Linked DNA regions of Mus musculus: region 2 is linked to region 1. The links are chromatin loops, found by intact Hi-C in ENCODE. Cell type or tissue: heart. All regions are shown on one strand. Links, peaks and the distances in the headings refer to the core of each region. The heading gives the core; the rest is flanking DNA. Region 1 overlaps Cacna2d3 (calcium channel, voltage-dependent, alpha2/delta subunit 3). Region 2 overlaps Cacna2d3 (calcium channel, voltage-dependent, alpha2/delta subunit 3).

The links. Hi-C counts contacts between places; a loop is a spot of excess contacts. Peaks named below come from ENCODE experiments on the same cell type or tissue, not always from the same donor. Only the 100,000 strongest peaks of a DNase experiment are listed, where the experiment ranks them.
Region 2: a loop joins it to region 1, with 10 times the contacts of the local background. A loop is called at or near these places in 9 of 42 quality-filtered maps.

Annotation. Positions count from the first base shown.
Region 1 is chr14:28,943,099-28,955,726 of GRCm38, reverse strand. Cacna2d3 (calcium channel, voltage-dependent, alpha2/delta subunit 3) reads left to right here. Exons shown (of 38, transcript NM_009785.1): 33 at 1,794-1,846; 34 at 3,430-3,485; 35 at 12,059-12,170. Among named protein-coding and RNA genes, the nearest start is that of Lrtm1, 69 kb to the left of the region's middle. In heart, for the core only: a CTCF peak has its summit at 5,745; no DNase peak of the experiment used is centred there.
Region 2 is chr14:29,066,399-29,079,026 of GRCm38, reverse strand. Cacna2d3 (calcium channel, voltage-dependent, alpha2/delta subunit 3) reads left to right here. Exons shown (of 38, transcript NM_009785.1): 18 at 5,887-5,970. Among named protein-coding and RNA genes, the nearest start is that of Lrtm1, 55 kb to the right of the region's middle. In heart, for the core only: a CTCF peak has its summit at 5,056 (motif pointing right); no DNase peak of the experiment used is centred there; H3K27me3 peaks cover 1,257 bases.

The sequences.
Region 1 (12,628 bases), core at 1,576-9,575:
TTTAACATGATTCTTCTACACACAGTGAGCCAGAAAGAGTCTGAGATACAAAGTTTCTGAGAGGCAGCTGAGAAGTTGGACTTTATAGAAAACACTGCTTAATGGAAACTTGAGAGGAAACATCACTTGGAATCCGGGCTTTTTGTTTCCAAACTGGCTTCCCTGCACTTAGTGTGACTTATTTCCAGATTTGAAATCTTCCCAAGACAGGTTTCCTCCATCCCTTTTAAAAAGCTCAATGACCCCTTGAGTCCCCAGCGATTGTTTCCACTTACAACCTTAATCCCTATTTGCATAATCCCTTTGTTTGCTCAGATATCCTTAGAGTCTGGGTCTAGCAGGCTCTGCCTGAGTTCCTTTTTCCTGGCCTCTTGTGAGCCAGTGCCAAGCTACACAGCCTTGGGATTCCTCTTAGGTCTACCTCAGCCACTCATTTCAGCGGGAACACAGATGCAGAATCAGCCGTGGTCTAACTCCTTGGCTCTTTCTGGGGCTCCAGGGAAGTGATGGTTTTAATGTCATAACACCTAATGAGCAGAGCATGGCGATTTGAGGCATTTGGTTTTAAGAAATTGTTGAAGTTAGTATCTTTCTCTAACCCTAAACATGGAGAAAGAGGGTCCCCTGGTTCAGGGATTCACTCGATGTTGATGTTGAAAGCCTTACTCAAATCAAATAAAAAAATATACAGCCTTGCAAAGCAGGGTGGGCTGGGAATAAGCCCAATGGGTTTCGTTTGTTTGTTTGTTTATGTTGCTCTCTGCTTGAGACAGGAACCTTTCAGCAATGTTTAGGGCACTATAAATTTATTCTTGTTTTATTCAAAACTGGATAATTCCTCCATTCCCAGTTCTGGTTCTTATAATTAAAATGCTCAGAGAGGAGGATTAGGCAGCTGTCGCCTCAGAAACCAAGATCTGGCATGCTTTTTCCTAATGGCAGCCACAAAAGGTGCTGAGGGTTTTCTGGACCTGCCGTCTGGAGCCCAGCTCTCTGCCAGTGCCATCGTCTGCCTTGCAAATCTGCACACCACTTACATATCTGGCATACCTAGGCACAAAGAGCCAACTGAGGAGGACATGGTATTTTCCAGAATTCAGGAAATTGAATTATCCACATAGGAAATATCACAGAGTAAACAATCCAACTGCTTTTTTTAATTAAAATATTCTGAAATAAAGATTAGGCTGTCAATGCCTTCTTTTATAGCATGCAGGGGATTTTCTGAGGGGATAAAATCACATGTCCATATGGTTATCATTTTTTCAAGTCCAAATATGTAAGTGCGAGAAAGGGCAGCCCAAATCCTACATAATTCATGGAAGGCATTAAAATCAAGTGTGTTCAATTTGTGCGTCTCTCAATGAACGATGCACAGTGATGGAGAACTGTGAGTCACCTTTCCAAAGGGGAGCCGTGCGAATTACCATTTGAAATTAGTTACATGATTCCAGCCCCTCAGCACCAGGCTGTGAAATATTAGCCCCTAGAGGGTAAAGGTTTAAGCATCGTTTGCTGAACTTCCTCCTTCCTCCCAGTGATAACCCTTGTATTAGATCATGTTTATTTTACTTGTAAATCACATCTCACTACAGGGGAGTTCAAAGTTTTAAGATGTTAGTTTTGGGATACAGTATCTAAGCATTTTCTTCCTTTAGCTAGACCCTCCCTGGTTTTTAACATGATATCCATCTCTCTAAAAGAATAACATTGTCTCTATGTAAAAACCTTAAGTCAAACTACAAACATCTTATGTAATTCATTGTTTTAACGGGGCGAATTCTTCCCTCCAGCCCTATAAGGCCTTTCTCTCTGCAGCCAAGTGGATAATGACGGAACTTGTCTTGTAAGTACCATCTGCTACGTTCTTTTCAACAAGTCTCCTGATCCTGTTTCTCTGATAAAGTGAATGGGGAGTTGGCACTTCCTGTTCTCTCTGACCTTAGATCCATGGAACACCTCAAAGTACTGAACTCCGAGACTACAAAGTTATCTTGTTTTAGTGTTGGCCATTCGCAAGCACTCTGCAAACCTCCCTGTCATCCTTGAGCAGACTAACAGCTTAGGATACACAAGCCAAATCTATTTATTGTGGTTACTGTTAAATTTAACACGGATGCCTGGCTGTCTTAATGCTGCCTGGGTGGGCTGTGGTCAGGAGAACACACAGCTAAGCTGTCCACTGTTGCTCTGATGTCTTGGCTTGGGCAGGAGCCAGGCTTACAGGGGCTACAGAGAGAGCTAGGGGTTCTTCCTAGGTATGAGTTAGTAAGTTTACCTTATCAAATTGAGGATCCCGGGAGACTTCGTGACTTAGGTCAGACTTGAAATGTGACAAAGATGGAAACTCTGGCCTCCAGATGAGATGATACATCGCAGCGACAGTGTATCCCAGGAAAGAGGAGAATTCCATGAGTAGAATGTTCACCAGAACGCCAAAGTGTCACTCTCTTTCTCCCAGCCAGGAGCTAGTGCTGTAGATGTAAGGCAAACCCCTTGCCATTTGATGAATGGACATTGCGATAATTAATATATATATATATATGTATAAGTATATAAATGTGTATATATATATTTCTATATATAATATATCATATATGGATGTAGATGTAGATATACACACATATACATACATGTTTGTATATATACATATATATACATAAATATGTGTATATACACATATACATATAAATTTAGTATAAATCTATATTAATATAACAATGCTTATACAACCAAAGACAAACAAGTGCAAAAGAGAGATGGAAAATACATTAAGGCTAGTGGTAGGATCTTTGTGGTAGGATCTTTGTGGAGAAGTAGCTGTTAGGGATAGTAACCATGGGTCTGAAAAGTGCATACCTAAAACATTTTTTTTTAATCTATCGCCATTGACTTAGAAGGTGATTATATCACCTTTGTTTGCATCCTTCACTAGCAACTGAGAAATTCTGGTTGTTCTGAAGTTAGGTTATGGCTTGATTTTTGCTACAAGTTTGCTGAACTCCTCCTATATTGCTGCAGAGCATGGTTCTGACCAAGAAGAACGTTCTGTTTTGAAGTTCTGAAATAAGGCAAAAGGCCCTTTAGAAATTGGCTATTTATTATGAAATAACCTAGGCTAGAAGAGGAGTAAATATAGGTGAATGCCTAGAGGCTGACTCTGACCAAACTGCAGACATTTCTCAAACCAGGAATCCATCTCAACTAGGACACTGTGAACCCAGGCCATGGAAGGTAAAACAGCTTCTTTCCAAGTGAGCTGAAACCTAGTGGCAATTCAGTGGAGTCTCAACTAGCCACAGCGATGTCCGACAAAGTGTAATGTTGTTTATTTCAAACAGGGAGGGGCAGCACAATGACATAAAACAGTACTGCTCTACCCAGGCTTAGCTGATCTCGTAACCCTGGGCTTTTCCACCATTTCTTTAGGTTCCTGGTGGAGTTTAACCTGTGCAGTTGGTGGCACTCCGACATGACAGCTAAAGGTAGGTAGTGACTGGGGTTTCTGTTTCTTAGTGTGAGTGATGAATCCCAGGTCTCTGATGCTCTTCATCAGGGATCCACTGGCTTGCGTTAAATTAACCATGTAGGACGATGTGACAGTTCTTCAGCTCTGTCAGCAGAGAGGGAGCCTCTCTCTGCGAAGCCTATGCCACATGCACTGGGACACAGAATGGTACAGATCCTTTCAGGCCAAGTTCACTTTGACCTGTTTCCTCAGCAGGGGCAGAGGAGCCACCCTTTGTCAGGGTTTGAAACCTTCAGAAAGCTGACAGGCAACATGAAAGGCCAAGAGATGCAGACAAGCCACCACCCCTGGCCAGGCTGGAAGAGTGGATCAGCACTCTAGCTTTGTCTGCACAGCTGCAGACACATGAGTTAATGATCTGAGTGCTGGGTAATGAATACTCTCAAAGGCCCAAGTCTGCAGTATATCTAAAGTTAGGCTTAACTTTAGCAAATGAATCGATCTCACCAAGGCTCACTTTCTCTATAATTAGCACAGTGTCTCTGTCTTTCTGTATTCAGTCTCTCGGACTCTTTCTCTGTCTCTCTGTGTGTGTATATATGTGTGTTATAAGTCATATTGCCTGATTACAAGAGTAAATGGGACCTAAGATGCTACTATAATTAATTAATTAATTAATTAATTAATTAATTGTAACAGATACTGGTAGAGCATGTTTATTATCCTAGTCTAGAAATTCAACGTAAGTGAGTAACAGAGATTGGTAAGAAGGTTGACAAGTCACTCACAATGCCAAATAATGACTTCTTAAATATCTCTTAATGTGAACAGTTTAAGATTCTAATTCACCCACCAAAAGGTCTATTATACCGGTACTGCAAAATTTTTAATTAAATTTATAAAATATTGGTATGCTTAGATAGCCAGATGCAAGGACTCATGCATGTAGGCCCCTCAGCTACTCAGAAAGCTGAGGCGGGAGATTGCTGTGAGTTTAGGAAGAGGAGATTAGCCTGAGCCACAAAGCAAGATTCATACTCTTTACCATAAAAATATATAAAATGATAAACAAAATCCAAGACAAAAGACTAGTGATAGGGATACAGTCAGAAATCCACATGAAGAATAGGAAATTAGTAGACAGAACAAACTACAACTCATAGCGACAGCAAAAAAGACTATTATATCCACTAAAGAAATATTACCTCTGGTATGAATTTGCTTTTGTTGATATTATTCACACTGTATTTTTTAAAAGGTGGGATGGAGCAAAAGTAAATCAGTATGGCTTGAGGGCCCAGGTTACAACTTGATTAGCCTCTCTACACCATCTTTCTATGGTGCCGGTAACTGGGAACAAGGACCCACTCTGTTTAAATGAGGTTGTGCTGCCTCTGCAGTGGCTGTTAGCTGGCAAGTTGGACCCTACCTGTGCAGGCAGGTCTGGGAACCTCTGACTTCCCTGGTGCCTAGTAAAGGTTCATTAGATATGGTACAGGTTTGAAGAGGGCACTGAACACATGTGCATGAGTCTAGTGTAAAAGTGTGTGCTCATGCTTTGCGGGGTGGGGTTAACTATTTCTTAAGAGTAAGCTTTGTGCTGAGGGTAGTAGATGCATCATCTTTTGGTGGTTAATTTTTATCTTGGCATTCCTCTTCACAGTTGAGGACAGTTTTCTCTCAGTAGTTTTTCTGTACAGCTGAGAATGATCCCAAACTTTTGATCCTCCTGAATCTATATCCTCCTCTCCCGTGCTGGGATGTTTGTTGGCTTTTTTATTCAATGCTGAGGAGTACATCTTCCTGAATGGCAGACAAATAGTCTACCAACTGAGCTGCATCTTCAGTCCTCAAGAAAGGCCATCTTTATGTCAATTCCACTGCCAGAGCTCCCATTCTCACCTTGTCCTGTCATCTCAAACATCTATGCTAGTCCAAAGACTTAACAATTTCTTTCCTTTCCCTTTCCCTTTCCCTTTCCCTTTCCCTTTCCCTTTCCCTTTCCCTTTCCCTTTCCCTTTCCCTTTCCCTTTCCCTTTCCCTTTCCCTTTCCCTTTCCCTTTCCCTTTCCCTTTCCCTTTCCCTTTCCCTTTCCTTTCCTTTCCTTTCCTTTCCTTTCCTTTCCTTTCCTTTCCTTTCTATATTTTAAGAGCCCATTACTGTGATCCTTGCTTTGTCTGGAGCTGTACTGTTTAACTGAAGGGAAGCTCTGTCTCCCAGCAGTCACTGCAATATCTGGGGACAGTTTTGATTGTCATAGCTTGCTACTGGCATCTAGTGGGTAGAGACCAACATGCTGCTAGACATTCTACAACACTCATGACAGCACCTACAACAAATGGATAGCTGAGCAAGTAGTGCCAGCATCGAGAAGTCCTGGCCATGATGGAGGGCACAGATCAGGGCACAGTGGCATGAATTCTGTAGACACTCTAGAAGGTTCCCACTCTGAGCATTACATCCCCTATTTCTTCACAGGCTGCCCCAACATGGATGAAAATTATAATGCTCTGCCTTGAGAGTCTTCTTACACCCCACCTCAAAGATAATTTCCAGATGTCCCTTTACTCTAGATAGACCACCAGTTCTCAACCTGTAGCTCTCAACCCCTTTTTGAGGTCACGTATCAGATTTCCTGTATAACAAATAACTTACAATATGATTCATAGCAATAGCATAATTACAGTTATGAACTACTAACAGAATAATATTACAGTTGGGGGCTACCATAACATGTATTAAAGGGTCTCAGTATTCGGAAAGTTAAGAATCACTGCTCTAGACTGTGACACCTTCATCACACAGATTATAAGGAAAGCTAAGAAAAGCTGGTCCTTTATGTTGCTACCAAGGGTATGCTGGCATAGAGCATAATACCAGAGTGCTGGGAAACTTTCGTAGATCCCCTTCAAACTCCTTCCTCCACCTTAGCTGAAAGGTAGCCACTGGTATTACATATCACCAGATCTCTCTGAAGACACAAGACATGTAGATAGGTAAGAAGATAGAAGCAGAAAGAGAGAGGGAGGGAGGGAGGGAGGGAGGGAGAGAGGGAGAGAGAGAGAGAGAGAGAGAGAGAGAGAGAGAGCACCAGCCAGCGCCTCAGCTGACTTTCTTTGAGCATGATGTGGATTCCTGCATGGGAACTGTCTTACTCAGCCCACTGCCACCTACTTTACTGGGCATTAATATGATTTTTGCTACATTGTATATGAAGATGCTGAAATGGATGTGTGTATGTGAATTCATCCAGGGGATGCTGTTGTGAGAACATTTTGTTAAAAGTCTGTGTAAATCTTGAATTTCGTGCAGGGGAGGAACGGTCTTAGAACCATCTTGACTTGCAATTCATTCTAAATTTACCATTCTCTCACTAGATAAAGACTCTGAGCTGAGACATACGTCTTTGTTTTAGCTAAAAATGGAATCCATAATTATACTGTTTATCTGCCTCATTTCCTTGATGAGGGGGACTGTGGAAGCCCGCTTCTACTTGATTACCACAAAGGTCTCATTTGGGTGAAATTTCACAAAGAGAATGGAGCTTGCTGGCACCCTGTTATGGATGGGGATGTATCCACAGGACAAAAGGAGAGGGAAGCTATTCAAATGGCAAATCTATCCATTCCCGATTGCCTGCCCTTAATTACTGTGAACCCAAGCCGGTTATTCTCATCAGGGACATTTGTTGCTAAGGGGAAATTCAAGCAATCTGATTGTGTTCATGTCCCCTTGAATGCTCTCTGGGGAGCGAGTGGTGGGTCATGGTGACTTCAGCTTCAGACACCCCTGTAACTGGAATGGGAGACAGATCAGAGTATCTGCAAGTGTGGCTCCGGGGTGAGACTGTCCAGGTGCACACTCACAGCTGCATGCCTTTGAGCAGGCATCTTACTTTCACAGATTTTTGTGTCTTTGTCTGCCAAATTATGCAGTAGCAGAGCTTTGCTTATTGTGTGGTAATGAAGGTTCTGTTCACAGATGCACTGTGGCTCTACGTGAAAGCACATCCCGACATGCTGCTGAAAGGGCTTAGTTAAGTAAACTGAGATGGTAGAAGGGTACCACATAGTGTAGAGCACATGCCTAGTATAGAGCATGTCTTGGATTCCATCCCCAGCATAGCAGTCAATCCATATTTAAATACATAAGATTATGACAAACCATTCTTTGTAGAACTTAAGGCAGACTATGTCCAGATTCTGAGCCACATCTGTCTCTTCTGGGAGAAGAAGTGACCTAGGCCAGCATCAGCATCTTTGAATACCCTTACCTTTGTTAGATCAGGTTTAAGTACCCAGACTTAAAACAGAACTCAGTAAGTAGATTGCTGGCAGCTTTGGTTATTGGTTTGAAATTCCAAAGATAAACAGTACTGGCTGGCAGATATGGACGGTGTTTTCCATGTGCTCCAGACAGAAAGGTCCAGGTTAGTTAGAGTAAATGTGGCTATGGCTTTGTGGGATAATTCGTAAAATTGCAACTTCCAGCCTGTCTACAGTCATGCTGTAAATAGAGTCAACAGTTATCACTCTATCAGCACGAGTACCCTACAATTGTCCAAGGAAAAGGATTTCATCTCCAGAGAGGATCAGAGCCAAATGAGCTTTGCCATGGACATTTTGGACCCATTCCATTATAATAGGGTCTGGACAATTAGAGTTAGAGATGGTGAAATTATCGGGCTTATTTGAATCATGTGTGTGTGCTGCCTCCCCCAACCTGCCTCAAAGACCTCTCACTTTGTGCCATTGGCCTGACTTCACAAAGCCATGAAGCATTTTTATGCTGGAGCAAAAAAAAAAAAAAAAAAAAAAAAAAAAAGCCCAAGCCAAAAGTTGTCTCTACTACCTACTCCCTGGGTGACTTTGGACAATTTAATTCAGTCTCCTCCCTTCCACCTACTCTAGGAAACAGAGATTTTTTAAAAGAAAAAAGTTTCTACCTCCTAGTTCATTTCTTAATCTTGTCATTTTTCTTGTTGTTGTTGTTAAATAAATTCACGTGTACCAAGCAGAACAGTGCCTGGCACACAGCAGTTCTTTAACAAACTGAGTTGTTTGTTAGCAGGTTTTACATGATGCTTACATGTGTGTGCCTCATCGGCTTATAGTCTACACTGTTGTGTATTTAATCTTTATTTCATTTAAAAAAGAGCCTTTTGAGATTCAGATAATTTAAATATAAGAAAAGGAAGCTGCCTAAATTGGACATTAGAATCACTTGCCAGGCAGAGAAAATTAATTGTGAAGAACTGTGAAAATAAGATGTGTTGCCAAACTATATCCAGATGGCCCCACCTCCAGGTAAGAGGAAGGGGAAAGCGAGGTGACCCAAAGGGCCCAAGGAAAGTTGCCTACTCTCAGGAAAAGGTGCTTCTGCGCTTTACAAGACAGAGGCACCGAGGAAGTTCTGGGCCTGGGAAGGGAACAACTTCTCCCCTTCTCCCTCAGGGACAAGCAGTTTGTTGCGAGCGACTGAATTTCTCCCATTTGCTAGCGACTGAATTTCTCCTATTTGCTTTATCTGTTGAGTATGCTTAGAAAAACAAACAAAAAAACCAAACCAAACAAACAAAAACACTGTCCAAGGGGAGATGATGGAGAGATGGAGACATTGCTCAGAAGTGAAGAGCATTTGTCCTGTGTGTGTGTGTGTCTGGGTGTGTGTGTGTGTCTCTGTGTGTGTGTGTGTGTGTGTGTGTGTGTGTGTGTGTGTGTGTGTGAGAGAGAGAGAGAGAGAGGGAGAGAGAGAGAGAGAGAGAGAGAGAGAGAGAGATATTTCTCCTGAAAAGCAGTGTGTACATTAATGTTCCCTCCTCAGTCTAGCCCTGTAAGGTGACCTTAGGTCAGTTAAGTCACTTGTTCTAGTGAAAAAAAGCTGAACTAGACTCTGAATTATTTTATTTTAAATAAAAAAGCATATTCCAGGATACTATAACTCCAAATAGTTTCCTCAGTGGAAAAACACATATGTTAGACACAGTTGTACTAGAATGTAAATGCATTGGACACAGCTTATGGATGCCCTAATAATTTTTTTTTCTTGGAGAAAAAAGAGTTTATTTCATCTTATATCTTACAGTATATTATGAAAGGTAGTCAGGATGGGAAATCAAACATGAACTTGGAGGCAGGCACTGAAGAAGAGGTCATGAAGGAATAGAATGACTATCTTGTGCAGACTGATTTCTTATTGCAGCTATTCAGGGATGGCACTTGCAACGTAAATCACAAGAAAATACTCAGTGATCTTTTGCCTACTCGTCAATCTGATGGAGACATTTTCTTAACTGAAGTTTCCTTTTTCAGTTTCACTCCTGTTAGAAAGAAGGAACGAGGGAGAGAGAGAGAGAGAGAGAGAGAGAGAGAGAGAGAGAGAGAGAGGCGAGGGCGTGAGAGAGAGAGCGCGAGAAAGAGAGAGAGAAAGAGAGAGCACGCAAGAGAGAGCACGAGAGAGAGAGAGAGAGAGAGAGAGAGAGAGAGAGAGAGAGAGAGAGAGATTTTTCTCAAAAAACCAGCTCCTGGTTTTGTTGATTCTTTGTATAGTTCGTTTTGTTTCTACTTGGTTGATTTCAACCCTGAGTTTGATTATTTCCTGCTGTCTACTCCTCTTGGGTGTATATACTTCTTTTTGTTCTAGAGCTTTCAGGTGTGCTGTTAAGCTGCTAGTGTATGCTCTCTCCAGTTTCTTTTTGGAGTCGCTCAGAGCTATGAGTTTTCCTCTTAGCACTGCTTTCATTGTATCCCATAAGTTTGGGTATGTTGTGGCTTCATTTTCATTAAATTCTAAAAAGTCTTTAATTTCTTTATTTCTTCCTTGGCCAAGTTATCATTAAGTAGGGTGTTGTTCAGCTTCTGTGTGTATGTGGGCTTTCTGTTGTTTTTGTTGTGTTTGTTCTGTGTGTATGTGGTGTTTAGTCTGTGGTGATCTGATAAAATGCATGGGATTATTTCAATTTTCTTGTATCTGTTGAGGCCTGATTCACGACCTATTATATGGTCAATTTTGGAGAAGGTACCGTGAGGTGCTGAGAAGAAGGTATATTCTTTTGCTTTAGGATGAAATGTTCTATAAATATCTGTTAGATCCATTTGTTTCATAACTTCTGTTAGTTTCACTGTGTCTCTGTTTAGTTTCTGTTTCCATGATCTGCCCATTGCTAAGAGTGGGATGTTGAAGTCTCCCACTGTTATTGTATGAGGTGCAATGTGTGCTTTGAAGTTTAGTAAAGTTTCTTTTATGAATGTGGGTGCCCTTGCATTTGGAATATAGATTTTTAAAAAAGATAAGGAAGGACACTTCATACTCATCAAAAGATGCCCTAATAATTATCCGACTGTTCACAATTAGTTATTTTGCAAATGTTGGTCTCATGGATCCTCTTAGATCCCACAGAATCCCAGGAAGACAATTTGCCCTGGTTCTGACATTCATCCATATGTACCTGGAGCATAACCTATATTCTATATATCACATTTTAGAATTACAAATGTAAATTTTATAGACAAGCTGAATTCCATGCCTACATCAGCCAAAACAAAACAAAAACTGGTGATTGTGGGGAATCTGAAGATAGCCACAGTACAGGTATAAATTAGTAGACCTACAACTCGTCAGTGCAGAGTGCCTGAGCCGCCAGCACCCCTACTTTGTAGAGGAGTATGCTGAGGACTATCTAGAAGAAGCAGAGTGGGGGGTCTGTCCTCCAGACTTCCCTTCCATAGGAGCCTATGCACTTAACCATGTGCTAATTGGCATCATTTAAAGTTGCAACGCCAAGGACACGTGTGCCGTTTTGTTACTGTTATCACTGTTATAATTAATCCAACACTTAACACTATGTACTAAGCCCTTGTACTCAGTACTCAACAGTGTTTTACTCACTTCTCCCATCAACCTCTGAAAACAGCTTGGCTCACTTCCTTCAGTGCAAATAAGAATATTGAGACTTAGAGTTTAGATCCCAACTACTAGGCAAAAGTTATCTAAACTAATTACCTCCAGCCTATATAGATTGCCTACTCTGCACTCATTCTCATATCCCCATTATTTAAACTGACACAGAGTCTTCTTGACTTAGAACCTCCATAATAATAAGGTTGGGTCTATGCTATACTTCAAAGATATTATGTATTTTACTATACAAATACATTCACAGTGCAATTTTCTTTAAATAATAGAACTATGCAATTGTATCATGACATTTGTCTTGCCCTCAATCGTATGGTAACATGATGCAGCTTACATTTTTATGTGTGTGTTCAGATTCCCATATGTATTGCTGCTAAGTTTCTGTGTGTCTGAGGTCAGAGACCCTTTGGCTGAAGTTGACCCAGAAAGTCGAATTCTTGTGATGTATAAATGATAGCTGATGAAGCCAACACAACTGCTTCAGGAATTATAGCTTACAGAGTTGCTTGGCAGATGAAATCACTGAACTAATTAGAAAATAATGCATTGTGCTGTGCCTAGAAAAATCGCAGAGCTTCTTAAAGGAGAACTGCATCTGAGATGGGTGGTTTGCCAGGCATGGCTGTGAGCCGGAACACCAAGCTTTCATTATTTTCTTCCCTTTTTTCCCTGCAGCCCAGAAACTGAAACAGACCCTGGAACCTTGTGATACTGAATACCCAGCCTTTGTTTCTGAACGCACCATCAAGGAGACCACAGGGAACATTGCTTGCGAAGACTGCTCCAAGTAAGCCACCCCCAGCCCCAGCAGCCCACAGCACACACCTTTCTATTGACTGTGGAGCTTTCCCCACGGACCCATGAGACTGGAGCACAGACACACAATTGCACTGAGAGCCAGGAAACATGGCTGCCCTCTGGTGTGAGAATATAATTTTATCAGCCGGGAAAAAAGCGACCCTTGTTTTGGTATTCTTTTAAGATTGGGAAATGTTCAGAATGTATAACTATACAGCCTGGAGTATAGAAGAGTTTAGTTCAATATGTTGCTATTTGGAGGAAGTCCTAACTGGTGTTTCCTCAGCTAACAATTGACAACTCAGCAAATGTACTTAGATGTGTTTAGAGAGGACAGAGCCCTTGTGTATGCCTGAATCCCACCTACAAGTCATGGTCTAATGATGAACAGATTTCTATCTGGTCTGATGTTGAGCATCTAAGGTCTGATGATGAACAGATAGTAAC
Region 2 (12,628 bases), core at 1,642-9,641, 120 kb before region 1:
CGAGGGGGACATTTTTTAGGCTCTATTTGTTAGAGCCTATGATGTTATGGTTGGGTTCAGCCACATTTTTTTTTCAGTGCTTTTCAAGGTGTCCCTGGGAACTGAGGGCTGTATCTTCCATCTAGTGAGGGATGCAATGGGGTTCAGAGGTGTGAACAGCTTGCCTTAGTTCATAAAGCAGGAAGACTTGACAAAGTCTAGCTCCCAGTCCCTAGCTTTTAGCTGCCCTCCAACAGCCTACTCTGAAGGAGTCTGAGCCATGAATAGTGAGCTGAGACCAAGAACTTGAAGGTTGACACTGATCCCCCTGCAGCAGTTCTTCTGGGTCTTCCTAAGACTCATTGTGCCTGGCACAGGAACTGAGACCCATTTGGAACCCATCAGAAGGTGGGCTGAATAGATGATTGTCCATAGGAGAGAAATGCCTGTGTCCCTTTGGAAACAGTCTCTTTAGCCTTGTGGGCCAGGGGAGAAGATGGAGTGGGGGAAAAGGGGAAGAGAGAGAGGTCTTTAGCAGGGGAAGGTCGTGCCTGCCTGGTGAGAGAAACATCCTTCTGGGTGACTGGCTCTGGGTTGACCATGCCCTCACCTAGAAGATACTGTCCTTGGTATGGTGTCTTCTTCCCCATTTCCTTCCTTCCTTCCTTCCTTCCTTCCTTCCTTCCTTCCTTCCTTCCTTCCTTCTTTCCTTCTTTCCTTCTTTCCTTTGGTTTTTGTTTATTTGCTTGTTTGTTTTGGTAGCCTATAGCAGCATGAACACCTAATCAATTAGGTCCCTACCATATTTGTTGCACAAAGATCACAAGTATATGTGTGGGTAGTGCCCTTGGGCTTTTCCCAAAAAGACCCACAGAATGAAGAAGCAAAGCCATTGTCATTTTTCTTTAAGTCAGAATGGCCATACCTTGACCTATCTCATTGTGCTTCCAAAGCCAGTTTGCAGGTAACACAGAAGATGGTTCTATCCAGACCATTAAAAACTGCACTTCAAGCCAGCCCTTGGGGAGTTCTTACTTGTTCCAAAGAGGGGTGTCTTCTTGTTCCATCGTTCCAGCCACTGGCTTGTTTGTGTGCTCACCACATCTGGCCTTTATTTGAAACTCCACCTCAAAGTATTTCATAGCACACAATATCTTTCCTTATTAAATTCTCCTGTACATTTTTTTTTTCGTAAAACAGGCACCAAAAGCTGCAGGCCTACCTGTGGCTCTGAGACTGTGTTCATAAACCTTTGGAAACCATTTGTGATTCGTTAATCACATTTTCAAAGGAAGTTACAGATTATAGATATGCTAACAATTGCCATATACGGTGCCTGGCACTGTAATGGGCTCCTTACGAATGAGGAACAAGGAAAGGAAGTTGGAGAGCCAGGCCTGGGATTTGTCCCACACAGAGGCTGCATGGGGGAGGGGAGAGCCAGTCTCAGAGCTTAACTATTATACTGTTCCTTGGAGGAGGCATGGAGGGAAAGTATGTAGAGCTGAGCTCTGCTTAAGCACAGAAGTGCACTCAGTAGGTGGCAAGGCATTTTATAAATCAGATGTTCCCAAATAATCATTAAAGTTATGAAGTCTGTAAATGTTTCACATAAAATGTATTTTTTTAAAGGAGTGCATTTTGCTAGAGAGATGGCTCAGTGGTTAAAAGTGCTTACTGCTCTTGCAGAGACCCGGGTTTTATTGACAGCACTCACATCAGGCAGCTTACAACTGCCTCTCACTCTAGTTTCAGGAGACCCCACACTCTCTTCTAGCCTCTGTGTGCTCCTGTACACATATGGGGCACATAAATCCAGACAGGCATGTACATACACACAGAGACACATAGATATAATAAGTAAATGATCTTTACAAGCTGTTCATGTATAAAGAGAAGGGAAGGCATTCGATGTATACAGTCTGATCACCTGATGCTTGGAACTCCAGGTAAGATTATTTTCAAGAGAAGTATGTGGTATGGGCTGATGTGGTGGTACAGACCACTAATGCCAGGCCTTGGGAGGCAGGCAGGTACATCTGTGTGAGTTGGAAGACAATCCAGTCTACATAGTTCTGGACTAGCCAGGACTAACAGGATACCCTGTCTCTAAAAGGAAAGGGATCAATTTGGGAAGCATACATTGACACATCCAAGAGGGCAAAGATGTCAGGTACGGTGTGGTCTAGGTATACATATATCTCCAGGATTCTCATTTCAGGCACAGTGTGGTCCAGAGCTATCCTATTCCATTTCCACTGCTTTCCCACAAGGGGCTTCATTTCCAGGTTGACTTAAACTAGGGGTCAAGGTGGCCATGAGGTGCTCCAAGCTCCAAGCTCACATCTCATAACATTAGCAGTGCCTGTACGTAGGGAACTACCTTTTCCGGGGCAATCCAAGAAAGCATCCCAGATGGAGTCTTTTGCGTTTCTTTTGCATTGTTGTAGGTTATGTCCCCATCTCTGAACTAATTCCTGCATTCTGGAATGATGTATATTGGCCTAGGTCCCTTGAGTGGTGATAAAAGAAAATGAACGGTTAGAGATGTGGCATACATGAGAGGATGCAGATGTAACTCCCATGGTAGGATGCTTGCCTACAATGTACAAAACCCTAGGTTCAATCCCCAGACACACTTAAGCTGTCCATAATGGTGCAAGTCTGCATTTGCAGCGCTTGGAATGTAGAGGCAGGCAGATCAGAAGTTCAATGCCATCCTCAACTACATAACAAATTCAAGTTCCACTTGGATTGTGTGGAACCCTATCTCCAACAAAGAAAAAAAAAGTCAAGGAGTTTAAACAGATTTCTCTCTTGTAAATGTTACCTCAGCAGAGCTGAGTACCTTAACACAAACATGGATATCTCTGTCAAGTGTCTAGACTCCCAACTTGTACATAGCAGAGGGGGACAATTGGTCATCCTTGTGTGACACCAACATATTCAGCAAACACTTCCTGCCTGTGACAGTGACAGCATTATTGAAGTCTCCTTCCTTTTGAGGAATTGGGGAGTGCTCAAGTCTGCACAGAGTCAGGTCTTCCTGGGTCAAGCACTCCTGTTCTGCCTGGGATGAGCTGCCAAGGGGGGAGAAGGACTTAGCCTGCCTGTCCTGGCAAGTTCTATTACCCCTACTTTACAGCTTGGTGGGAAGTGCTGAAGCAGGTCAGTGGTTTGCTTAGCACCAGACATCCAGGGTGAGGTGGGCAATGGTAGTGCCTCTGTACTCTTTTTTTTTTCTGACAAAATCCTGGGCATATTTTGAGGATAAAGATGTGTTTGGTATTTAGGACCTTAGAGTCAGTTTAAATTTAACAAAAGCTGAAATAACACGAGGCTCATACAGAAATTAAGGCAGGGTTTAGCAGGTGGTGAGGTATCCTTCCCAGTGCTGGCTATATGATCTTATTTGATTTTGCTATTGCATGTGTTACTTAGCTTGTCAGAGCCCATCTTCCTAACTATGGGACAGTGGGATGTGCAATGATAGAAGCAAAAATAAGGGAGGGGTACTCTAAGTAAGTTTGTGGGAAGAGAGGGGTGATGCTTAACTATCTGTCTTTACTGTTTTACACTTTGCATGTGTGTGGTACATGTATGTATTTGTCATGGGTATTTGCATGTGAACATGCAGATCTGAGTGCATGTGTGTACATGTATGTCCTGAAGCCAGATGTCTATGTCCGGTATCTTGGTATCTTTCTCAGTAATTCTCTATTCATTTTTAAAGGCAGGGTATCTTATAGAATCTGGTGTTCATTGGTGGCAAGACTGGCTGATCAATGAGCTCCAATGATCTGCCAGCCTCTGTCCCCATACCCAGTACCAATACACTGCATCTCCCTTTTACATGAATCTTGGGGATCTGAACTTGCATGGCGAGAACTTCACCATCACCATAGCCCCCAAATGCCTTATACTGTCAAGGTATTCAGTGTGTGTGTGTATACATGGTGTGTGTGTGTGTGTGTGTGTGTGTATGTGTGTGTGTGTGTTCTGAGTAATTAAATAAAGGAACATTGTGAAGTGACCAAAAGATGAACTCCTTCTTCCAAAGCAAAACAGAAGAATGGTTCTGACCCATCAACAGGCAGACCAACAATCTGTGATAGTATGCTTTTGAAGTTCAAGTTCTGGGCTGCCTGGAGTTTTTGAGAATGGTTCCTACTAAAATAGGCTTGGAAGCCAATGGCCTCTTTATCTGAGGTTCAGAAGGGCTGTCAGACTATCTTCCCACAAGGAAGGTCCAGAGTCCTAATACTCTATATACCTCCCCTGTGTCTCCTGCCTATGGCTCAGACCCAAGCCCCCCCCCCCTGCCCCCATCCTTCCTTCCTTCCCATTCCTTTTGCTTTTAGCAAGGCTGGCTCGCCCAGCTTCTATGCACACAGGAACTTTCCCTAACACGATCCAACTGCTAATCTGCTATCGTTTACAGTGGCTTCCGAGAGAACCACTTTCCTTCCTCTTCATCTGGAGTGGATCTGATGTCATAAAAGTGACTGTGAATGGTGAATGTCTTGTTAACTGGAAACCTCATAGACGAGAGTGTCGGCCCGGTTGACAACAAGCCCTTTTGAAGGCAGGCAGGGTAGCCTTCTTGGGTGGTGGTGGTGCAGGGGGAGGGGGAGACTTTCTAGAGATGGTGCAGGATCCCCACAGTGAAGTTGGCAGGGAATAAAGCGTATAGGAGCAACATTTGGCATCGTTTGGTACCACAATGATGTAAGAACCACCCCTCCTGGCCGGCCACAGTCTCCTTGATTGCACTGATGGCCATTTCAAATTTGTTTGATTCTAAAGTGGCAAAGGTTTCTCCTTTGTGTCTGGGGTACCTTCAGCAACTGTGTCTGCAATCACCAATCAATGTCTAAAGTGACAATTTGAGGTCTTAAAATATTTAGACTGACCTTGCATCTCTCTTAGATTCATTGTTTAATCAAAACAGGACTGAGTCAAAGAAGAGAAAAGAAAATGGGTACACCTCTATGCGTGTGTGTCTTGTATATATGTACAACTATGTATATATGTCAGTATACTATGAACTTGTGAAGTGTTTGCTTATCCTTAGCCTGCAGCAGAGGGCAGACTTTCCTACCTTATAAACACCCCAGTAAGCAGCAGTAAGGGCCTTAAGACACACAAATATCCAGACACAAGAATGTCCGGTCGATAAAATGGTACACTTGCTGGTTGACTAACACCGGTGATTTAGGGGGAAAAAGTGAAAGCACTCCCCAGTTATTAATGCACTCATCAGCTTTTCCAGAGAAATGCCCTAATGGCCATTAAATCTGGCAGCGATTCCCAATACTCACATCTACTGCAGGTGAAGGAGCTGTGTTTAGCTCAGCACTGCCAGGGCCAGTAGCAAACGGGAGGTCTGTGAGTCTGCAACATGTACTCAGGATGCTGAGCCAGAGTCCAACTGTGGAGACCAATATTTTGTTTCTCAGCTGAGAAGTCTGGAGGAGGTTTGAGATGGGAAGTTTATGAAGCTTAGGGGAAAGGACAAGATTTGATAAATATATGTAGGAAGCTCTTTCCTCTGACATAAAGGGCTGCGCACATTAGCTTTTGAAGAGAGATGGGTCTGCTCACCCTTCACATATTCCTTCCGAGGGTGAGATAAATATTCTTTGCACCTGACATTTTAGAGTCAAGGAATTCTCTAGACAAATGTATGCCAAGCAAAGAATTGACCTTTATAGTCTCCAAATCGGAAGAAAGGCGAATAGCCAGGGCTGACGTTAAAGTCCTTATATTGCCACCCACAGGGCTGATCTCAGGTACCTGATGTTTCCTCACAGCTCACACTCAGCAAGCAGGCCCTAGGAGGATAAAGATGCCCAGGTTGATAACTTTACGACCATTTGTCTGACTTTCTCCTCTTCCCTATGCTAGTATGAAGAAGGAAAAAAACGGAGGAAACCCAACTACAGTAGTGTGGATCTCTCTGAAGTCGAGTGGGAAGACCGGGATGATGTGGTAAGTGACCCTTTGCAGCCCTCATTGTCAAGGACAATACTGACCATAAAAGATAGGCCAGAGGACAGCAGAGGGCTGTGAAGACAACTGACCCTTCCCTTATGGTTGGAGTTGTATAGCTCCTCCTGCTAGTCTGCTGAGCCTGTACCCAGCAGGCTCTGGATTCCTCTACAGCTGATTCATTCCACTTCATCCCCAGTATAATTGTCAGGACTTGCCTTACCATCTTCAGAGAATCCTGTTGCTGGGCAACAGGAGACCCAGTAACTACAAAGACATGCCATCTACAGGCCAATAAGACAGGCTCCCAGATGGATAGAATGAACTTGTTAGGTCTACGTGGACACAACTCTTGTCACCAAAGAGTAGCAGAGGAGTGTGAGGGCTCAATTTCCCCATGTGTGGTCAGCCTCCCAGCCCCACTGCTACCTCCACTCCCAGTCCCCTGTCCTGTGCTTCTACCTGTCCCACGGGATGTCACAGGAAGCCATTTGACATCCCAGACTATCTCCTCTTGCTTTATAGAAACAGGGCTGGCGTCCTAACTCCCTTGTTGCTGCTTTCTTCATTTTCATAGCCTCTGCAATGTGAATGGCCTTAGCTAGCAGAAAGCTCAGGTTTTTCTCCCTTGTCTATAAAATGCAAAAGCCATATCTATTACAGAAATTTTACCTAGTTCTGTCTGGTTAAACCCAAGCTCAGACAAAATAAAATTGTCATTCAATAAAAACTACTGCCTCATCCACTCTTCTTTTCCTATCTGCCACTGCTTTGACATCATGGAGAGTCAATGACCAAGAAGAGTTTGCTGTCTTCTCTTCCTCAAGCACTGTGACCAGGATCCTGGTGGGTTTTTAGGGTCATCTGCAGCTCATGTGCTCTTCCCAACCCCTGCACCATTGTGGACAGCTACAATGCCAGGACTCAAATCTCACCTGTGTGGAGACTGTCTGTCTCTGGTGTGTGGCAATTACTGCTTCCCCTCATAGGTTGTCCTTGCAGATGCTTTGAGGATTGAACATACTGGTTGAATGAAAGATAAAAAATAAAAAATAAAAGTGCTTATACCACCGTGTGACTATGTGAGGATGCTGGAAATGGGCCCTCCCTCTGGGATCACAGTGCTGATTCCTACCCTGGTCCTTTGAGTAGCTTCTGCTCGCTTTCTCTTCTATGGTCACCGTTTCCCATGCTGTTTTGACCTCAAAGGATGCTCTCTGCTTCTTTCTTAGAAGTGTTGGTATTTACCATAGGCAGGATTTTTCATCTTTTCTATTGTAATCACCTAGGATGGAAGACTTGGTCATACTAACCCATACTTCCCAAGTCCCATTTCCCTCTTATTATCCTCAGTGCTCCTGCTAGTCCTGTGTGTGTGTGTGTGTGTGTGTGTGTGTGTGTGTGTGGTGAGGAGGACATCTCCTTTTGCTATTCATGGTTCTGAAATGATTTTTGTCTCCTTATCTCATTTTCCTTTATGGGTGGAGTTTCAAGTATCAGATTCCAAGCATGCATTTCATTGTCATCTAACTTACAGGGCTGGGTTCTAGGTGTCTACTCTCATATTTACCATATTCTTCATATTCAAATTGGCCTCTGGCTATTTTTTGTCTGGTTCTCTGTGGCAAGAAGCCCAAGGCATTAGTTCTTTTAATATCAATGTGCTTGACATAGGAAAACTTAAGTCACCATCTCTCCTGTGGATCTGGGCCCAAAGGAACTATTGGAGAATTTTGAAAATCTGTGTAACACATTCTCTTATGAGGAATGCACAGAGGCCCACATACCAATGTGCTAATGCAGAAGTTTGCAACTAAGTGACTAAGGACAGGGTTCAGGACAATGTGGGTAAAGGACTGTGGAAGCAGAGCTTTCTGGGCCACATAAGCAAAGCCTGCCTGGATGCAGAGAAACTGACTGGAGCATCCTACTTCCCATGGACAGCAAGGCTCGTGTATAATTTAATGAGCACGTTTATAGCATAGACCCTGCTGCATACTTCCAAAAATGACACAGTATCACATATGTCACTTAAATTTTTTGCAAAATAGTCTGGCCAAGAATAAAATAAAGGGGCTGAAAGGATGTTCATTGGTGAAGTGCTTGCTGTGCAAATGGGGGGGGGGGGCAGCTGAGGTTGATCCCCAGAACCCCTGTAGAAAGCTGGCCATGAATGGTGCAATTCCAGTTGAAATCTCAGTACTGGGGAGGAGGGGCCTGATCTCCTCTGATGGGGCCCAGCAAGAGATCCTTTTCTGAGGGATAAAATCCAACTTTAAACTCTGGCCCTCACCTCTCACATGTGTACACATACACATGTACAACCACTTGTGCATACAACTACATGTACATACATGTACCTATACAAACACACATACAAACACACACAAGAGAAAGGCAGAGCACACAGAGAAGTGTGCTCGTGACTTCCGATGTCACCATAGTATCAAATATCATGCCAATTATTGTGAAAAGACAGATATTTAGGTGGCCTGTGTGTCAGCAATGTCTGTGTAACCAGGGAGGATCATCTCCAGGGAAACAAAAAGTGTCTTAATTTTCTTTTAATTTTTATTTTTCCTCCTTCCTTTCCTTCTTCCTGCCCCTCCTAATCATCCTCCCTCCAACCTTCCCATATTTGGTCCAACTCTCAATGTGATAGCCCCTTTTTCTTTGGATACTACATATAATATTGTATATGTATATGTATATGTATATGTATATGTATATGTATATGTATATGTATATGTATATGTATATGTATATATTTGAGTGATATGTATATATATATATACATATATATATATATATATATATATATATATATATATATATTTGAGTGAGTGTGTGGGTATATGTGAATGAGCACGTGTATGCACAAATACATATAGATACAACTTGATGAGTCTGTTTTTATTGTTTGTGTGAATATGGTTTCAGGGCTGAAATTCCTAGAGATGGCTGAAGGAATTAAGAATGGTTTTCAGTTTTATTCCTGTTACATTTTAGTTGTTGCTGAATTTTCCACAGTGAACATGATTATTTCTATAAATAGAAAAGGCTCATATAAGTCACAATAGATACCAAATAAGGAACTTTTCTTGTGTACAGTCCCTCCCTCAGTGTAATGATGAGTTCATTACAGTCCCATCAAGAATTATCCCTATTTTGCAGTTGAGGAACCTGAGGCAGAGAACTTATGTCACAGGCTGTCTTAGTTAGCATTCCTATTGCTGGGAAGAAATGCCATAACCATGCAACTCTTATAAAGGACAACATTTAACTGGAGCTGGCTTACAGTTCAGAGGTTTACTTCATGGTAGAAAGCATGGTAGTCTATAGGCACACATGGTGCTGTAGATAGAAGGAGCTGAGAGTTCTACATCTGGATTAGCAGGCAGCAGGAAGAGCAAGTGAGCTACACTGAGTCGGGCTTGAGCATCTAAAACCTCAAAGCCCACCCTCAGAGGCCTGACACACCTCCTCAAACAGAGCCCCATCTACCCCAACAAGACCACATCTCATAATAGTGCCACTGCCTGTGGGAGCCATTTTCTTTCAAACCGACACAGTCCAAAGGTACACATCAGGCTATCTGATCCCGAGCCTGTGTCCTTGACACACCCACTCTAGTGTGCCACGGAGAAGGCCCTAGAGTTCCAAAGCCCCGGAAGACTCCATTTGGTATCCCATACATGTGGTGTGTTTTTACAAAGTGACTACAAAGTAAATGTCCATCCTTATGATGGTGTTGTGGGCGCTTTGAGCAGAAAACAGAAGCCTTTTCTTTGGCTAAACATGGCAGACACATTTCCCTTCCCCATTGTTCAACAGGCACCACAATCATCCAAGCCAGTGGTCTCTGAGTTTCTTGCCTCACAGTCATGAAAAATAATGATCAAAGAAGGATATCATAAGGGCAAGCAAGTGAAGTGGTTTCTTTAAGATTTATTTGTTTGTCTGTTTGTTTATGTGAGTGTTCTATATACGTGTATGCCTATATAACAGAAGAGAGCATCAGGCAGCAGAGGGCCCAGATCTCAGTATAGATGGTTGGAGTCTCCATGTGGATGCTGGGAATTGAACCAAGGACCTCTGGATGAGCAGCCATTGCTCTTAACCACTGAGCCATCTCTCCAGCCCACACGTGAAGTTTCACTGTGAAGTAAAGTGAACCCCCCTGGACCCTCCCTTGCAGCAAGGAAAGTTCTTGAAAATGAGCTTCCAAGTCCTGCTTTGGAAAGGGGCTGCATATAAGTCATGCATCCAACTGGAGCAAATTTAATTCAGTTTGAATTGTTAGTTGAGCATATGTTAAGTGGTCCAGTGAAATACATAGTCTCAGGAAAAAGCCCACCCATGGAAGAAAAGCACAAAAGGGTTAAGATTGTGTCGAGGTCCTGGAAAAGTATCAGTTTTCTTGGAGCTGTCTGTGGTTTGAGCATAACCCTAGATCTTTTATTTGCTACAGCCCTGACTGATGGCCCATAGAATGGGGGGCTACCTTGCTCTGAATCTTTATCAGTCTTTTAGCCACGGCACTACGGATTCTGTTTCTAACCCAACTGGAACCCAGGCGGTTGCAGTGTAAGCCTGTCTCCTACTGCCCTCAGAAAGCCCATACTTCTTCCCATGAGTCTCTTGGAAAGTGTCTCCAGAGCCCTTTCTTCCCAAAGCCCTATGAGGGTCTCACACTGGGACATATTCTGAGACCTTTGGTCATACACGCCCAAGGCCTTTCTTCTTCTTTATACAGTGTTCTCTCTCTCTGAACCTCACGCTTGATCCCTTGAACCTCGACTCCCTGTGAGCCCGAGCTGATGTGGAAAGGAAGGGGATCTGTGGCTGGGGCTCTCCGTGCCTGCTACCTTCATGTACTGATTGAATGTTTTCTTGGTAAAGAAATGGCTATTTACCTGCCCTGTCTCACACTCTCTTCCATCTTCACACTTGATTAGTTAACTTATAATTAGGGACTCAGAAGAGCAGGCCTCTGAAAGTTGAAAGCTCTGTCCTTACCTGGACAATAATTCACCACCAGGACAATGGGCTGTCATTACACAAGACTCAATCTACGATTACCTCTCTATCTCCTGGGAAAGCTTCCTTCAGTGGGCTCTTCCTAAGAGGGAAGAGCAACAGACCTCGGGTGGAATGAGCATCCAGCGTTAATTTAACATGATACTAGAAAAGTAGGTGCTTTGATGGAACACACAAGCTGAGGATCCCCAAGGACTCCAGGAAAGTGTTGAGAACCAGGTACCAGGGTACAGTCCAGAGGCTGACCAGGGGCTAAATTTTTATATCCCTAGAGGAGGTTTTGCCTTTTATGGTATTCATCTCATTGTAATGAGCGGTGTCTCTGGTCACTGCATAGATGCCCAGGATCTGATAGGGAACACAAAAGGTACTGTCCACTATTGCCATCCCTTTCTTGCCTTTCTTTGGGTGTGCTAAGTCAAGCATCTATACATGTGATTTTTAATGACAGCTTAATCAGCTAACATATGGACACACAAAGATTATTTTTAAAGTTTTCCTCTGCCAAGCCCTTTTCATTTTCCCCAGATGTTCATGATTACAAATCCAGGCAGTGGCAAGTTCAAAGGCTGTTCAGAACAGCACCAGCGGCCATGCTTTTCCCACTTTCTGCAGGGAAGGCGAGATTGTTGTTGCTCACCCTTCTTGTCTGAACTCTGTGGACCTCCCTTATGTGTGGGTGCCACTGACTTCTTGCATGGTTATGTGCACGGAACTCTTGGCAATACACAGCCCATTAAGATAGAAGAGAGTCTTTTTTGGGATGTTCCAGCCTTGCAGAGTGCATTTCAACCATTAATCTCTTCACTCCCCTGATAGTGAGGACAGAATATCACCTTCCAATGGGTTCTGGATCCCAGGGATGGAAGTGTCTAGAAGACCTAGCTATTGGGATGTAAAACCACAGACCATGATATAGTCGACTTCTAAAACTTGTTCTTTGAGAAATCAAGAAATAAAAACATATATAATTTTATATTAGTAATAAGATAAGTTTATCCTCTGATTTAGGTACCCGAGGTTAGGAACTTGTGTGTGTGTTTGTATGTATGTAAAGGTATGTGCACCACATGCATGAAAAAAATCCCTTTGAAGCCAGAATAGGGCATCACAACATCTAGAGCTGGAGTCATAGGTGGCTATGAGCTGCCTACTGAGGACACTAAGAACCAAACCCAGGTCTCTGCAAGAATAGAAAGCACTCTTAACCACTGAACCAGCTTTCCAGCACCAGGAGCCTGGGTTTAAGAGATCCTTGATTACTTGGACAAGAGTCTTAGTCCAAGGCTTCAGTTTTTCCTCCAGTCAAGTAGGTACAGGAATAGAAACACAAAAGACAGTTCTGTGAGTTTTAGAATTAGTGTCTGGTCAGCAGGAAGGACTCAGTTAACAATAGCTACCAATAATGGGAGCTTCCTAATAACCTGATGACTATAGATTAGAAAGCTCCTGCCAGGCACTATGGGTCTGGATGGCTTCACCCAGGGTCAGTTTTGATTGGACAAATGACCGAAGAAGATGTTGAAGCACAAAGAGATTGAAAAATCAGCAGTATGCATCAGTAAAGAGATCCTTGCTACCTTGGGCCCCCTGATGCCCCACATTGTCCCATCTCAGT